Regions from separate parts of the Homo sapiens genome. Here region 1 is linked to region 2. Evidence: read pairs that join two places in POLR2A ChIA-PET (ENCODE). Cell type or tissue: IMR-90. All regions are shown on one strand. Each heading gives the region's core, and the rest is flanking DNA. Links, peaks and the distances in the headings are about the cores only. Region 1 has its middle 110 kb from the start of MIR3668. Region 2 has its middle 19 kb from the start of LINC02941.

What was found. Peaks named below come from ENCODE experiments on the same cell type or tissue, not always from the same donor. Only the 100,000 strongest peaks of a DNase experiment are listed, where the experiment ranks them.
Region 1: POLR2A ChIA-PET joins it to region 2 with 17 read pairs; 2 of 35 experiments call an interaction of 5 or more read pairs at or near these places.

What each region holds. Positions count from the first base shown.
Region 1 is chr6:140,314,237-140,322,713 of GRCh38, reverse strand. No RefSeq gene overlaps it. Among named protein-coding and RNA genes, the nearest start is that of MIR3668, 110 kb to the right of the region's middle. In IMR-90, for the core only: no CTCF peak of the experiment used is centred there; a DNase peak (open chromatin) is centred at 3,293; H3K4me3 peaks cover 332 bases; H3K27ac peaks cover 150 bases.
Region 2 is chr6:139,952,663-139,961,139 of GRCh38, reverse strand. No RefSeq gene overlaps it. Among named protein-coding and RNA genes, the nearest start is that of LINC02941, 19 kb to the left of the region's middle. RefSeq lists a silencer at 5,094-5,388. In IMR-90, for the core only: no CTCF peak of the experiment used is centred there; no DNase peak of the experiment used is centred there.

The DNA of each region.
Region 1 (8,477 bases), core at 293-8,292, 360 kb before region 2:
GAGTAATTGTGGAAGCAATGCTTTCCCTTCCTCTCTTATTCTGCTACACAGACTGAGAAAGACATCTATTCCGTATACCTCAATTTCAAGATGGTAGAGTTTTTGTCAGCCTGAATCAATGATTGACCTTGTGCAAGAGAGTTCCTCAGCTGACCCTTGCGGGACATGAAAGTTTAGGAAGAAGTAACATTTTGCTCTGTTCAGCCATTGAGAAATGAGGGTAGTTAGTTACTGTAGTGTAACCTAGCTGATCCTTACTGGCAAAAGAACTTTATAAAAACCACCTCTTAATTCTTATAGCAAATGGGCATTCAACTTATTTGCATCTTTTCCAAGAAAAAGTAAGAGAAAATAAGATATCATAACTAAGAGGAGAAAATATAACAAATCATCTTTTTAAAATTCTGTAATTATCCTGGGAAATAGTTCCTGATAAAGGTCAGTGTACCATTAGTAGAGAAGCATGCTTTTCTATTTCTTTTCTTTTTTTTTTTGTTAGCATACCATATAGTCACAGAGAAGATATCAGTTTTAAGAACATCAATCTTCTAAGCGATCAATTCTGCACATTTTATTACAGTCATTTCACATAAAAAAGGAAGTTAACATTCAAAGTTTCTAAGAAAAAGAAATTTCACAAGAGACACATCAGAAAAATATCAAAGAGTCAGACAAATGAAGAAAGACGAATCCTCTCTGTTCTTATAGGAATAAACCTTGCACATTCTTTTCTGAGTTTAGCACTGTTTAAAGTCAGTATGTTATTGTTATCAAGGACAGAGGGCTTGATTGTTTTCCTCTGGTGATTTTGGGTGGTGTGTTGTCTGACATGAAAGAGATTTTTCTCCCTCTTATTTGGATTTGCCTTCTTAGGGATTTTCTTTGTATTTAGTTATTTGAAGTATTTTTGGGCAGAGTGAATTTAAAAGGCTTACCACTCACTATTTTTGTCTTACTTATTGGAGTTCTTCTCTCTTAGTAAATGGCTTTGTGCCATACAAGTATGGAATGATTCTCAGTCTGTGTTTTTTAAAAAAGGTTTTTTTTTCTTTATTAGAAACATACTATTTCCCAGTTGCATTGATTCCATGACAATACATTCTGCTATGTGAGATTTTAAGAAAATCAACTAGGCCATGTGCTAGATGAGATAAAGAGAGACAACTGGCTTTCATGGCTTCTCATTCAAGGATATTGGAATTAGGGAAAGCTGGTCAGTAGCAATATCATAGAATCAAGAGAGGAAGAAAAATCTCCTCTCTACCTGCTGCAGCAGCTCCAACTTTTTCTTCCAAGCCCTGGCCTTATTACTTTGCAAAAATCCACAGCATCCCTCTTCCCACTCATCCAGGGAAAAACTGGATTGAATTATTTTACAAGATAAATTTTTCTCACATATGAATATTGAAACAAAATTGGATCTGTTTGTAAATATCATTTTGCTTTAACAGACTTAGGTTAAAAATGAAAATTTAAAATATGGCCTTGGCTTGACCTTAGCTTTCTTATCTCAGAGGGTCATTGTGGAGGGTTTTAAATAAAAGATGATCACGTTAACTGAGGCTTCTTCAAAGGTCAGCTTGTCTATTTGTCTAAAAAGGTTTTTTTTTTTTTTTAAAGATAGTCATGTTTTCATTTGGAAGTCATCCATATGTATGGTTAAGTAGTATCTATTGTTTAAAATTGCCAATTCCATAGTTTAGCTTAAAATACAAAGCATCCCTTAGAAAACTGTAATATGTCATTTCCTACATTCCTTGCTGTTATAGGAAGGAACTTGGGCAATGAGGAAATAGTGGCTTCCTTGGGAAACAGAAGGAAGTGCTGGGAGGACGTGCAGGGAGGACACAAAAAGAGACTTGTCCTACTTCTCAATTTTTTTCTAGGAATAGTTCCCTTCACATTACAAGCATTTCCTTACATACTCTTACATGTAAATAAGTCAAGATTCTTTCGAGAAAGAACTGCTGAAACAAAACCTAACCTACAAATTAGCTCCACGTTAAAGGAAATTGGACTGTGTACAGTGCTGGAAGAGAAACAAGTTGACTTTCAAGTTCTTGGTTTGTGATTATTGACCAGAAATATTTATTCAATGTCCCAATGAATGTGAAGCTGTGGTAAGTTAAATATTGTGTGGGGGAAAGGGTAGGGAAGAACATAGTTAACATGGTTTTCTGAAGAATTTCCTTGAAAAGAGGAACCTCACGTAGTTCTGCTTTTTAGTGAAAAGGAAACAAGCAAAATTATATAACTACAATAATACTCTATTGACTTGAGGGTCACATTAACATTTTGATTTCATATATTTACATTCAAAAAGACTCCCCAGCACTGTTGTTCAACACACAGAACCAGGTGCTAGAGATAAACAAAGATGATCCCTACTCTGAAGGAACTTAAACAGCACCATCAGCAACCACCATATCAACAAAAATGAACTGGTATTTTTGGGTTCATGAGCTCATCATCCAAGTATAAGGCTTTTATTATGGAGGTGTGAATCCTGGCACACATTTTATTTTTAAATGTGTGATAATCCAATCATTCTAAACCTATCTTACTTGATTTGAAAAAGCCTGTCATTGCAAGATGAAAATAAAAAAGAGCTGTAATTTTATACTCTTTCAAAGTGCTTCCTGTTACTGCAAAAGTGGCCAGAATAGATTTCCAAATGGCTTCTCATCATACTCCTCTTCTGTTCACACATGGCTCTGGGTCACAGGAAGATAAACAAAATTTCTGAAAAAATTTAAAAATCTCCCTATTACATTTAGTTTTCATTGTTTTTAAGTTAATTGAATTCTACTCCATTTAAGGCAGGTATTAATTTATGATGTGTGGAAATATCTATAATTAAATATGAAAAATATTTAAATATTAAAACTGAAAATGGTTTCTTATATACTATTCTTAAATTCCATATAAAGTGTTTTTTTTATTTTTTTAACTAGAAAACAGGGCTCAGGATAAGTGCTTTGAGCATTCTTTCTCATGCCAGTATAATATAAGCATTTGATTCAAATTTTATTTTAATCCAACTATATTTTCATGTTTTGCATTTGTAGCAAAGCCTATTCTTATGCACATTTATAAAATTGTTCAATGTGAGTGAATCTACAGTAAACTGCCATTCTGAAGAATTGCACTGTTAATCAGTTCAGGAAAGGTCATGCTTTGTTTGCTTGTTCTATAAATCATGTACACATTTCTTCTAAGTTGTTTAAAGATGTGCAAGGTCTCAATTCCACAAAGGAAGTAACTGCATATTTTTAAATGAAAATTTTCAACAGCTATCTTGGCAGAAGTGACATGGTGCACAGTCTACGTAAATACAACTAATCGTACATTCAAGGGCAAAAATCAGCCTGTGAAAATGAAACCAAAATGACTGGAAACAGAAAGCACACACTAAGTTAGTCATTGACTGATTTACTTGGGAGGGTCCCAGTAACAAGCTGACATTGATTTATCTTTTAATCTAACAGAATAACAACAAATGTTAAAGCAATCAGTTCTAATGGTCTTAATAACTCCAATCAAATTATTCACCTTCCACATTAATATAGGAGGTTGCCTTCATATTTATTCATCAGATTTGTCAAATAAACATCGGTTTGCCAAACTAAACCCTAGTCCTTCAGTCCTAATAGATTCTGTTAGCATTCCATTTTTAATTGTCCTCTTCTCATAATTAGGGTGACCACAGGTCTCAGTTTTCCAGGCAATGGTCCTGGTTTATGTTCTTTGCACTGGTACTATTTTTAAAAACGCTCCATTTTCTGAAGTGTCCTGATTTTTAAAGATAAAGTGTATGTCCACCAAAGTTCATAACTCCACTTTTATTAATTTGTGTTTCTTTAGGGCCTGTTAAACCTAAACATCTTTAAGATCAGTATGAGCAAATACATGAAAAATATTCAATTTAACAAATCGACTTGATATTTCCACACCTAACCAAAGAAAGAGCTTTCCTCAGCTTCAGGTGGTCCTCAAAAATAGCAGCCTAGTGAGATAAAACTTTGCAGACAGGCTGCCCTATGCAAAAAAGGCAAGCCACTGCCTGTTTGTTTATTTGATTTGATCTTTCCTAGTACGAACTTTAAATGTCTAAGATAGTGGTGTACTGTTTACTAATATCGATCACATTTTGCATTGGTTTTAGGTTCTGTAACTACAGGAGTTCTGTTAGGTATAAAAATGGTAAGCACAGGAATCTTCAGGATACTTTTGATGTCACACTGACTCTTTCACCATCAAAGTAATAGTTTTTCAAAGTGACATGCTACAGGGGGCCACCTGGGGCTCTTCATGAGATGATGATAGGTGAGTAAATGGACCCACTGCCAGGAGGGTGTGTTCAATGGATACAAGGTAAGGTTAATACCAGAGAGGAGAAATCAATGGCCACAGCAATGCAACTTCTAGGAGTTTCCAAGCTAATGGATTTCTCATTTAGCTGGACTGTAAATTTGATACTCTGAAGCATTTACTTTATTTAGATCAGGATTAAAAAGGAACACCTAAAAAGGCCACATAGGATAAAGAGGCTGTGAGGTGCCTTCAAATAGATGAGCATTTCCCAGTGGCTATAAATAGATTGTCGTTTTGATATATTTCAAAGGTCATCAGTCAACTGTTCTGTTTCTTTCTCTCACTCATTTCTCTCTATTTATTTCTGAAGCGCAGAAGCATACATTAGAAAAAGAAATTAAGTCAATGAGCCAACCCATCCCTAGCTGTAACAATAAAACAAAAATTTAGAACAAAATTGTTAGAGGTTTTAAAATTCAAGTTCTACATGCTCAGATAAATGCAGGCCCTTTTAATTCAACTATAATCTACTTAAAGTCCTTCAAAATGCATGGAAACGGTGAACTCAACGCCTTGTTTCAACCATAAGAATTTGAGAAATCATGTTGCCAACTTTTGCCCTCTTTCTAAATTCATAGCCAGATAAAGCCATTAACTTCAGGTGCTTTGCTTCTCCATTTAAATTTTATATAAAGGATCCATCAAATTACTAATTGCTGATAATAATCAGGTTTCACCAGGTTTACATAGCCAATTTTGAGGTGCTAATAGGCCCTAATGGGGAAATCAGTACTGAGTTAAATAAACAAATCATTAGGTTTGCAGAATAGTTAATATGGACAGAGTGCAAAATGGCTAATCTTGTTAGTACCCTAAAATATTGCTCAAGTGAATGCTGTAAACATTACCTGAACACTATGACAGGAGAGATGGCCAATGGCATAAAAGAAAAACATATAGTCCTGACTTAGTTATTTATATATAACTGAAGAGGGATGCACGGCAGGCATAAAGCAACAGAGAACAGTTCCAAGCAAACTGTGCTACGCTCACATTTGATTACAAGTTCCCAGTGTACATGGTCTATGTCTTAAAACAATATTTACTATTTAACAAATATTTATTATATACCTATTATAAGGTACCTTAGTGAGCACTGGGTTTATGCCAGAGACAAAGACACGGTCCTTACTGAGGAACATACCTGCTCTTAGGACAGAGAAAAATGAGTCATAGGGAGGTGACAACCACAGTGGGGCCCAAGGTGAGGCACAGTCGGGCAAAAGTGACAATGTGCTAGAGGTGAGAGGGAGTATAATGCATTATTAGTGCTACAGATAATGGAACACATCTTGAAAACAGAACTGTAGGGACACAGCGCCTTAGCTCTACCAAGGCTCAGGGCTCCAGAGTGTGCACAGAACAGATCCTTAATGAAAATCGGTTTGAATTAAATTGTGAGGCTTTCTATTAAAAACACACTGAATGAGTTATATGGGCACTTTAAAATCATCATCATTATAGACTTTACAACACAGTGACATCCCCAAATACCACTCCCATTTACTTGTCTCACTCTGAAGACACTTTTGTTTTCTTGGATTCCTCTGCAAACCACATATTACCTCCTAAATGATCCACAGGTGTCCCAAACCTGGCAGATCTAAAAACTAGGCTTATCATCTATTAATCCCAAAACCTGCACTTTCCTCGCATCCTGCTAAGTCAATGAACACAACCTGTATTCACTTAGATCCAGAGTCAGGTAGTCTTTCCAGATTCCTCCCTCTTCCTGATCTTGCCACATGCATTGGGTCACACATTGTCTCAATTCTACCTCTTAAATACCCCTGGAATCAGATCTCTTTCTCTCAATCACCACTGACTATATTGGTCTAACACCAATTTCTATGATTGTCCCCTAACATTTAATTTTGCACATAATCTTGCAAACTGTTCTGCCAGAGTGATCTTTGTAAAATGTAAAGCTGATCCAGTTCTTCACTTGGTGAAATGCACCAGTGGCCATGCAAGACCTACAGGATGCAGATGCTATGGAGCCTCCATGACCTGAAGGCCTCAGGGCCACAAACTGCTGTTGCTTTGCACACCTGGGTCTTTGCCAATAATCTACCCTATAATATGGGAAGCCTTTTCATAAATCTCTATCATATCACCAAATCAGACTGCATTTATTTGTAAATTAAAGAGTTAAAAGTGTATGGGGTAATTCAGAAATGTGTTATCATGCTAATCATATTTTATAGCACATGCTTTTAAAGAAGCATCCATGCCAATACATCGACTATTCATTTTAGTGCATTATATTAATCCATTCATTTATTCAATAAATATTGAGTACCTACTGCATACCAGACACATATTTACTATATAACTAGAGCCAAATTTATCTATACATTTCCTCTATGGACTGCTTCCAGATTTTGACTATTAAAATCTATGCTGCATTGTACAGTTTTCTCCATCTCTCCTTATATACATGTGCAATTCCGGGAATACCATTGTCAGGTTGAGTTAAAGCTTTCTTAAATTTTTAAAATATTATTGAATTGTTCTCCAAAGATTGGAGTGATTTACATTTCCACCTGTAGCATATAAGAGTTCTACATTTGTTGACATTTTGTGGTGACATCTGTTATTGTGAGAGGTTTTATTTTTTGGCAATATACAGGATGTGAGAAAGTATTTACTTGTTTCAAACTCTGTTTCCATTATTTTTTGCTACAAAACAAACTACACTGAAACTTAATGGCATATGATAATAACCATTTTATTTTATGTTCATTCTTCCCATGGATCAGGAATGTATTGTGTCTCCACCATAACATCCATGCCCTCAGGAAGAAAGATTTGAACAGCCAAGGATGACCAATAGCTGAGGCTTAAAGACCAGAGCACCTATAAGCTTCTTATCAACACAGCAACTCAGAGAGGTCAGACTTGTTGCTCAGGACTACAAGAGCAAGCATTTGAGTGGCCAAGAGTGAATCTGCCTGGCCTTTTATGACCTGGGCCTGGAAACAACAGACCATCAATTTTGTCATACTTTTTATTGATTGAAGCCAGAAAGGTCCACTCAGATTCAAGAGGAGGGGACACAGATCCACCATCTAGTTGGAAGAAATGTCCAAAAATGTTGCTGTAAAGTTTTAAGACTACCAAAATCTACATATCTCTGATCATTAATGGATATCTTTTCATATATCATTCTCTATTCTTGTATCCTTTTTAATAAATCACCCATTCATTTAGTTTTTTCTTCTTATTATTAGATTGTTGTTTATCACTAATTGATCAGTAGGAATCTTTATATATTTTATTCCAAATTCCTTGGGAATGACATGAATTACAAGTATTTTCTCTTTGTAGTTTAAGTTTCTTTGTGGTATCTTTCCTGTTATTAAATCTTAAATAAAAAGCAGTAAAAGTCAGGCGTTGTGGTACGTGCCTGTAGTTCCAGACAGGAGGATTCCTTGTACCCAGGAGTTCAAGGTTTCAGTGAACTGTGATTGCACCACTTCACTCCAGCCTGAGTGACAGAGTGAGGCCCTGTCAAAAAACAAAACAAAACAGAAGTCAGTAAAGCATATGAATCTCTTCATTTAAGAATTATAAATCTTGTAGTTTTTAAATCTTTTTCTATTCAAAAGTCATAGTTATAATATACTTAATACTGACATTTGCAGATTTTGATTTAATGATTAAGTATTACATTTATAAAGAATTTAGCTTTGAAATTCAATAAGCTTTCCATTCTGCTTCCTTCCTCTCTCAATTTCTTTCTCTCTTTTTCTCAGGTTACCTCTCTCCACACACACACACACACACACACACACACACACACTTATACCTATAGCTATATATCTCTCTACATTTTTTTATATATATACATATATGTACACACACAAGTATATAATGATATATAAACGTATCACATATGCATATACATACATGCACTGATATGGTTTGCCTCTATGTCCCCACCCAAATCTCATCTCGAATTGTAGTCCCCACATGTTGAGGGAGGGACCTGGTGAGAGGTGATTGGATCATGGTGGTGGTTTCCCCCATGCTGTTCTCATGATAGTGAGGGAGTTCTCATGATAGTGAGGGAGTTCTCATGAGATTTGATGGTCTTAAGT
Region 2 (8,477 bases), core at 169-8,168:
TGGGTAAAACACAAACAGGATTTTTGACAGATTGCATTCCTTCAGGAAAATCTGAAACTGGAGTTTGGTTTACAATACACAGACCCTCATACAAAGCAATTGAATTAATGGAGCATAGATTGGTGGGGCTAATGCACAATTCCTTCGAAGTAATTCTCATTTGCCTTTGAAATGTTTTGGGTAACTATACCTAAACACTGATACATAAATACTGTGAGAAGTAACAGAAATTCACACCCTGAATAATGCAAGCACCCTGAGGCAGTCTGACTAAGGAAAAACAAATGTTCCACATTACCCATTTTATTCCATTGTTCAGAATCTTCCTTGTCCATGAGTATTCTAGAGACAGGTGGACCTCCAAGACATATGGTAATAGAGCACCAGCCTGGTTGAGCCCTACTTTCATACTTTCTCAGAATTATAACAAATGCTTTCCTTACTCGTTGCTGGAGCTTTGAGAGAAAAAAAAAGTCAAGTGAAAATTAGAAAGAAAAAAAATCCAAAGTACTTTATTGTTTAGTGTACTTAATTTCATCAATAAAATCTGAAAATAGGAGCTGTCAGATATGCAAATATGCAAGAATTGGCTAGTATTTCACTTAGCTCTCATAAAATTTTTGCATGTTCTGGCAAAGATTGTCAAATCATTCTAGCTGAAAGAAAACTAATTTCCACAAACTGCTATTTGCTATATTCTTCCAAAAGTCTGTCATTACCACCTGTACACAGTAGCTAATTATCTCCTGTCTGTTGTTTAAATAAATGTATTTTGTTTACATTCATCTGTACCACTAAGAGGTCTTTAAAAATAATTGATCACGAAAAACTTGAATTTGAAAAAAAAAACTTGTAGAAAGTAAGTATAATTTAAAGGAAGGATGGTAGCTTAAAGGACTGTGAGAGAAAAGACGCAGGAGGAGAGGAAAGGAACAGATAAAGATACATTCATATATTATTCATATCATATGTGCAGCCATTTTGTAAAAGGTGAAATGAAAATAGGCTCACATGGGAAAATAAAACATACTCTTTTGTTATAAGTTGTGACTGTTAGGAGGTTTTTTTTTTTTTGAGATGGAGTCTCTCTCTGTCGCCCAGGCTGGAGTGCAGTGGCTTGATCTCGGCTCACTGCAAGCTTCGCCTCCCGGGTTCATGCCGTTCTCCTGCCTCAGCCTCCCGAGTAGCTGGGAGTACAGGTGCCCGCCACCACGCCCGGCTAATTTTTTGTATTTTTAGTAGAGACGCGATTTCACCGTGTTAGCCAGGATGGTCTTGATCTCCTGACCTCGTGATCTGCCCGCCTGGGCCTCCCAAAGTGTTTTTGTTTGTTTTTTGGTTTTTTTTTTTTTGAGATGGAGTTTCACTCTTGTTGCCCAGGCTGGAGTGCAATGGCGCTATCTCGGCTCACTGCAACCTCCGCCTCCCAGGTCCAAGTGATTCTCCTGCCTCAGCCTCCCAAGCAGCTGGGATTACAGGTGCCAGCCATCACGCCCGGCTAATTTTTGTATTTTAAGTGGAGACGGGGTTTCACCATGTTGGCCAGGCTGGTCTGGAACTCCTGACCTCAGGTGATCTGTCCGCCTCGGCCTCCCAAAGTGCTGGGATTACAGGCGTGAGCCACCGCGCCCGGTGTGGTTAGGAGTTCTTTGAAGGAAAGTCCTAGATTTGCATTAAACTGTGACATGAGTGAGAAAGACAATTTTGTGTGAAGGCACTGAGATATTCTGGTTATTTTTTAACACAATCAAAATTAAGTACCCTGAAATATATAAGAAGTAAATGCTAATTCATAAAGTAAAAATCTTAAGTGCCGTAGAAGTTTAAAGAAGATGGAGATCTGTTAACATCTCAACATTATGAACTCGAATACTCCATAGAGACTTAGTTTCTCACACTCTGTTTTTAAATGAGTTGCAGTAGTCAAGAGGAAAACATATGGAAGAGAAAGAAATCAAGCTGGACTTTGGAGGTAAACATGTTGTAAATAAGTGGTAACATTGGTATTGATCTAATTATACTGTTTTCCTTAGAAAGGAAAGAAGACTTAGACGAAATATTATGCCTTTAATTTGAAAGGCACGTACTCAAATCTCAAAGCTGGGAACTACACTGAATCTTTTCATGTTGGAAAAAGGCAAGGATGTAGCAATAAAGAAGTTTGGTTAGATTAAGTCAATGGATGGGAGTTAAATGTACAGCTTTTGGTAGACCCATAAAGGCATTTCTCAAAAATATTATTCACAAGTTCTGGACTACTATGGATGCCCAAGATCATGCAGAAAAAAATCATTGCTGGCAGCTCTCTGAAAATATCAACTTTCTATGATAACAAAATAATAATTTCCAATTTTATTCATCCTGTTCTGTGTAAGGATTTTTAAATGACTCTTCTACACAGGAAATCAATGTTAGTAGAAGTCTTTAGGATGATTTCTTTGGATTTCTGCCCACATCAATAATCTCATTCTCAAGCCCCTCTCTCTTCTCCTACCCGACTCTTAGATTCTTTATCCCCCTTAACATTTTGTGCATATATCTATCTTGGAAATTATATTTTTGTAAACTTTTTAATTGAAATATAAGTATATAAATCTTAAATGCACAACCTGAGAAATTTTTATTAAGTGAATATCTCACTGTAACCAACACCTAAATGAAGCAATAGAATATTACCAGAATCAAAGAAATCTCCCTCATTCTGCCTTCCTAAGAAGTAACCACTATTCTGATGTTTATCACAAAGATTTAGGTCTGCTTTTAATCTTTATGTGAATGAAATCACACAATATGCATTTTTGTGTGACTGACTTCATTTGTACCATATTATCCATTGAGATAAATCCATGTAGCATATTCCCATTGTGTGACTATACCAAAAATTTTCACTCACTCAACTGCTAAGTGGATATTTTTGCTAAGCCCAGTTTTCAGCTATTAGCAATAAAATAGCCATCAACATCATTGTACATATATTTTTCTGTACATATGGACACATTTATGTTAGAAATATATTGAGAAGTGAAAATGCTAAGTTGTAGGATATAATTATAATTTACCTTAGTAAATAATTTCAAGGAGTTATCCAAAGTAGTTGTACCAATTTAAACTCCAATCATGTATTAGAGTTTCAATTTCTCTATGTGTTTGCTTATATTTGGTATTGCCAGGGCTTTTGTTTCTTTGTTAAATTTTAGTTGTTCCAAAGAGTAGGTATTGGATTCTCAGAATGGTTATTATTTGCATTTCTCTGATGACTGATGATGTTGAAGAGCTATTTATATGCTTCTTGGTCAACAGGTTGTCCTTTTATGTAAAACACTTCTTGAATTTTTTGGTGATTCTTAATTAAGTTGTCTGATTTTTTAATCTTTGTTATTTTAAATTTCTTAATATGTTCTGTATGCAAGTGCTTTATTGGAAATATCTATTGCAAATAGATTCTTTGTGGTTTACCTTTTCATATTCCTAATGATTTGTTTGGATACACTTCTACTGCTCAATATTTCCTTCATAATGTTTCAGGGGGGTCCTTTTTGTCCTCAATTGAAACTCATTGCCTCATCCTAAATTAAGAGGGTTTTTAAAAAAATTTTTCTTCTAGGAGTTCTATTGATTTATGTAAACAAATAGATCTACAACTGGTATGGAAGTAATTTTAGGGTATGAAATATTTCCCTATGTAGATATCTAGTTGATAACTACACCTCTTATTTAAAAGAACATCCTTTTTTGCATTGTATTGCCATGGAAAGTTTGTTATACATTAGGTAACTATGTGGAAGTCTTTTTCTTTGATCAATTCCACACCACACTGTACTGAGTATTTTAACTCTATAAAGCTTGATATCAAGTCATGTAAGCTCTCTAACTTTCATCTTACTCTTCCTCAAGACTAAGCTACTCTTCTTTTCCTCTTTGCATTTTATTGTGAATTTTATAATACATTTCTCAACTCCTCCAAAATTACCTGCTAAGATTTTTATTGGAGCTGTAGTGAGTCTATAGATGCATTTGGAGAGAATTGTTATCTTTACAATAGGAAGCCATCCAATTTCTGAATATAGAATACCCCTCCATTTATTAAGGCACTTTAGTTTTATAGATTTTAATGTAGAACTATTTCACTCCTTCAGTAAAATTTATTCCTAGATATTTGGTGTGTTTTAGAAGATACTGTGAGCAATAAATTTTAAAATATTATTTTCAAATTGTTTACTGTTACCGTATAAAAGCACCTTTTTTTTTTTTTTTCCTTTGGAGACGGAGTCTCACTCTGTTGCCTAGGCTGGAGTGCGGTGGCACGATCTAGGCTCACTGCAACCTCTGCCTCCTGGGTTCAAGCGATTCTCCTGCCTCAGCCTCCTGAGTAGCTGTGACTACAGGCACATGCTGCCATGCCCAACTAATTGTTTTTTAAATATTTTTAGTAGAGATGGAGTTTCACGGTGTTGCCCAGGCTGGTTTCGAACTCCTGAGTTCAGGCAATCCTCCCGCCTCGGCCTCCCAAATGGCTAGGATTACCACGCCCGGTCAAAAGCACCATTTTTAGTTACATTTTCAAAAATTAAAATCAACTTTATTAAGGTATTATTTATATAACATAAAGTGTATCAACTATATGTGTACAGTTTGAAAATGTTAACAAATATCTATATACATATAAACGTGACCACAATCAAGATTTTTCATTGCTTCAAGAAGTTCCCTACTGCACCTTTGCAATCAGTTCTGCTATTCTTTGCCCCAGATATCCACTGATCTGCTTTCTATCACAATAAATTATTTTTGTCTGTTCTTGAATTGTATGCAAATAAAATCATACACAGTATACTTTTTTGTGTCTGATTCCTTTCACTTATAAAAATGTTGTTGGATGTTTTATTGCTGGGTAATATTCCATTCAATGGAATTACCAAGACTTGTTTATCTGCTCAAATGTGAAGGGATATTTTGGCTGTTTCCATGTTTGAAAATTATGAATAAGGCTACTCTGAATCTGTGGACTTCCAGCCCCAGCTCTGACACACAAACAGACTGGATGTTGTCACTTACATTATTACAAAAAATAAGCTGAAAATACTGAAAATAAATGACCTTTGATCATTGGAGAACTGAGATTGCAGGGCAAACAGGGATCACCTCAAAATCTGGGGCAATAGGTACATACAGAAAAGCACAGCTGAGATCTGTTTACCTGGAACATTTCCAGAGCCCAGAGCTTTATGTTTGCTTAGGGAAGGGAATTCCTCCCACTCCAGTTCTCGTCAGTCTTTCTGGCTCACCTAAGGGGGTAAAAAACATAGTTAACAGGGGTGAGGGCTTCAAACAAATAGACTGGGAATGCTATAGCCAGAAAAGTAAGCAGGTGATGTCAGGGGGAGAGGGCAGATATACCACTGGGGAAACATTTGTGAATATCACAGCACCAAGACACAAGCATTCTAAAAGACTGAGACTTAACCTTAAGGTAATCAAATGTTCCACCTTACCATCACACTAACAAGGCCTCAGTATGATAACAGCAGATTAAGGCTGGAAGAGTTGTAAGACACAAACTTTCTCTGATGGGGAGTACTTAGGACAGTCCAAAGTCAACAGGAGACTAAAACAAGCATACTACGATAATTTGAAACTCTGGCAACAACAGCTATAGCAAACATTAAGCACAGCCCAATTTCTCATACATAACATAAATCCATACATTTCTTTTATTATTACCCAATATAAAATGTCTGGTTTTCAAAATAAATTGCAAGGTGCCCCAGAAGACAAGAAAAAAAATTCTGAAGAGACAAAACAAGCATCAGAACTAGACTCAAATGTGACACACAGATGTTGAAATTATTAGACAGGGAATTTAAAATAACTAGAATTAATATGTTAAGGGCTCCAGAAGATCTTGCAAGACTAGATGAGTAATGAAAATTCAAAAAGAAATGTAAGAATGAAAACACTGTAATAAAAATAAAGAATATGTCTGATAAGCTCATCAGTTGATTTGACATGGTTTAAGAAAGAATCAATGAGCTTGATGATAGGTCAAAATAACCTTCCCAAATTGTAACGCAAAGAGAAAAAGAATGAAGGAAAACAATCAGAAAAAAATGCAAGAACTATGAGAATATATGAAAAAGTGAAACATTTTTAACTGGAATATATTTAAAAAAGAAAAAAGCAGAATAAGTATTTGAAGTAATGTTGGCCAAGAATTTTCCAAAACTAATGACAGACATAAAACCACAAATTAAGGAAGCTGAGAGAACAACAAGCAGGATAAGTAACAATAACAACAACAATAAAACCTCACACCTAGAGACATCATATTTAAAGCCAAAAAAAAAAATCATGAAGAACCCAGATGGTGAGTGAGGAACCTCACCTACATGGATACAAGAATTATAGTGAACTTCTTTACAAAAACCATCAAAGCAAGAGGAGGGTAAAGTAAAACATTGTAAATGTTGAAAGAAAAAAACACCAACCTAGAATTCTATATTCAGCAAAATTATCCTTCATATGTAAAGGAAAAATAAAAATACTCTCAGATAAACAAAAATCTGAGGGAATTTGTTACCAGCAGACCTGCCCTGAAAGAAACTTAAAAGGAAATTCTTGAAACAAAAGGAAATTATGTAGTTAGAAATTTGGATGTACATAAAGAAAGAAAAAACACTGGAAAAGGAATAAATAAAAGTAGACTAAAATATATTATTTACTTTTCTTATTTTAATTAATCTGAAAGATAACTGTTTAAATCAATAATGGTACCACTGCATTAGTGATTATATAATGTGAATAAGTAAAACAAAAGACGACAATGCTGCAAGGGACAGAAGGCAATAATTGGAAATACTCTTTTATAAGGTACTTGTTCCACAGATGAAAAGGTATAGTGTTACTTGAAAATAAATTTACATTAGTTAAAGATGTATATTGTAAACTCCAGAGGAACCACTAATGTTTTTTGGAAAAAATTATAATTGTTCCACTGAAAGAGGAGACATAATGGAATCATTCTATATGTCAGTTAAAATCAGAGAAGATTAAAAAAAAAAAAAACCTTCTGGCCACAGATAGAGAATAGTTACAAACATCACTTATATAATAAAAATATATCGGCCGGGCGCGGTGGCTCACACCTGTAATCCCAGCACTTCGGGAGGCCGAGGCGGATGGATCACGAGGGCAGGAGTTCAAGACCAGCCTGGCCAAGATAGTGAAACACCATCTCTACTAAAAATACAAAAATTAGCCAGACATGGTGGTGCATGCCTGTAGTCCCAGCTACTCGGAAGGCAGAGGCAGGAGAATCGCTTGAACCCGGGAGGTGGAGGTTGCAGTGAGCCCAGATAGCACCACTGCACCCCAGCTTGGGCAACAGAGTGAGACATCGTCTCAATAAATAAATATATATATATATATATATATAATCACATTAAATGTGAATATTCTAAATATGCCAGTTAAAACAAAGAGATTGTCAGAGACATTGAAAAAATCAAGACCTATGATATAGCTTGAATGTTTGTACCCTCCAAATCTCATGTTGAAATGTGCTTCACGATGTTAGAGGTGGGGCCCAGTGGGAAGTGACAGGATCATGGAGGCAGATCCCTCGTGAATGGCTTAATGCCATCGTTTTGGTGATGAGTGAGTTCTGGCTCTGAGTCCACATGAGATCTGGTTATTTAAATGTCTTTGGCACCTCCTCCCCTCTCTCCTACTCCCGTTCTCACCTTGTGATGCACCTGAGGCCCTTACGAGGAGTAGATGCCAGTGCTACATTCTTCCTGTACAGCCTGCAGAACTAGGAGCCAATTAAACCCCTTCCCTTTAAAAATTACTCAGCCTCAGGTGTTTATAGTGACACAAGAACAGACTAATACAACCCAGTTATATATTGTCTACAAGAAACCCATTTGAAATATAGTCAGATAGGTTAAAGGTAAAGAGATAGAAGGCATACCATCCTAACACTAATTGAAAGTAACCTTTTAGACAAAGCGTATTTCAAAACAAGAAAAATAATCAGGGATAAAGAGGGACATTACATAATGATAAAGGGGTCAATTCCCCCAAGAAAACACAGGAATACTAAATGTCTATGCAGCTAAAAGTAAAGCATCAAAGTATGTGAGGAAAAAACTGATGGGACTGAAAGGAAAAATAGACAAGGCCACTATCATATTTGGAGACTTCAACAACCTTCTGTCAGTAATTGATAGATCAAGCAGGCAGAAAATCAGTAAGAATGTAGTTGACCTGAACACACCATCAATCAATTTGAATATTCCTTCCAACAGCAGAAGAATACACATTATTCTCAAGCTCACATGGAATATTCACAAAGATAAACCACATTTAGTCCAGAAAACACATATAAACACATTTAAAAGGATAGAAATAATACAAAGTATACATTATCAGACAACCGTGGAATTAAAGTAGAAATCAATAACAGAAAGATAGCAGGA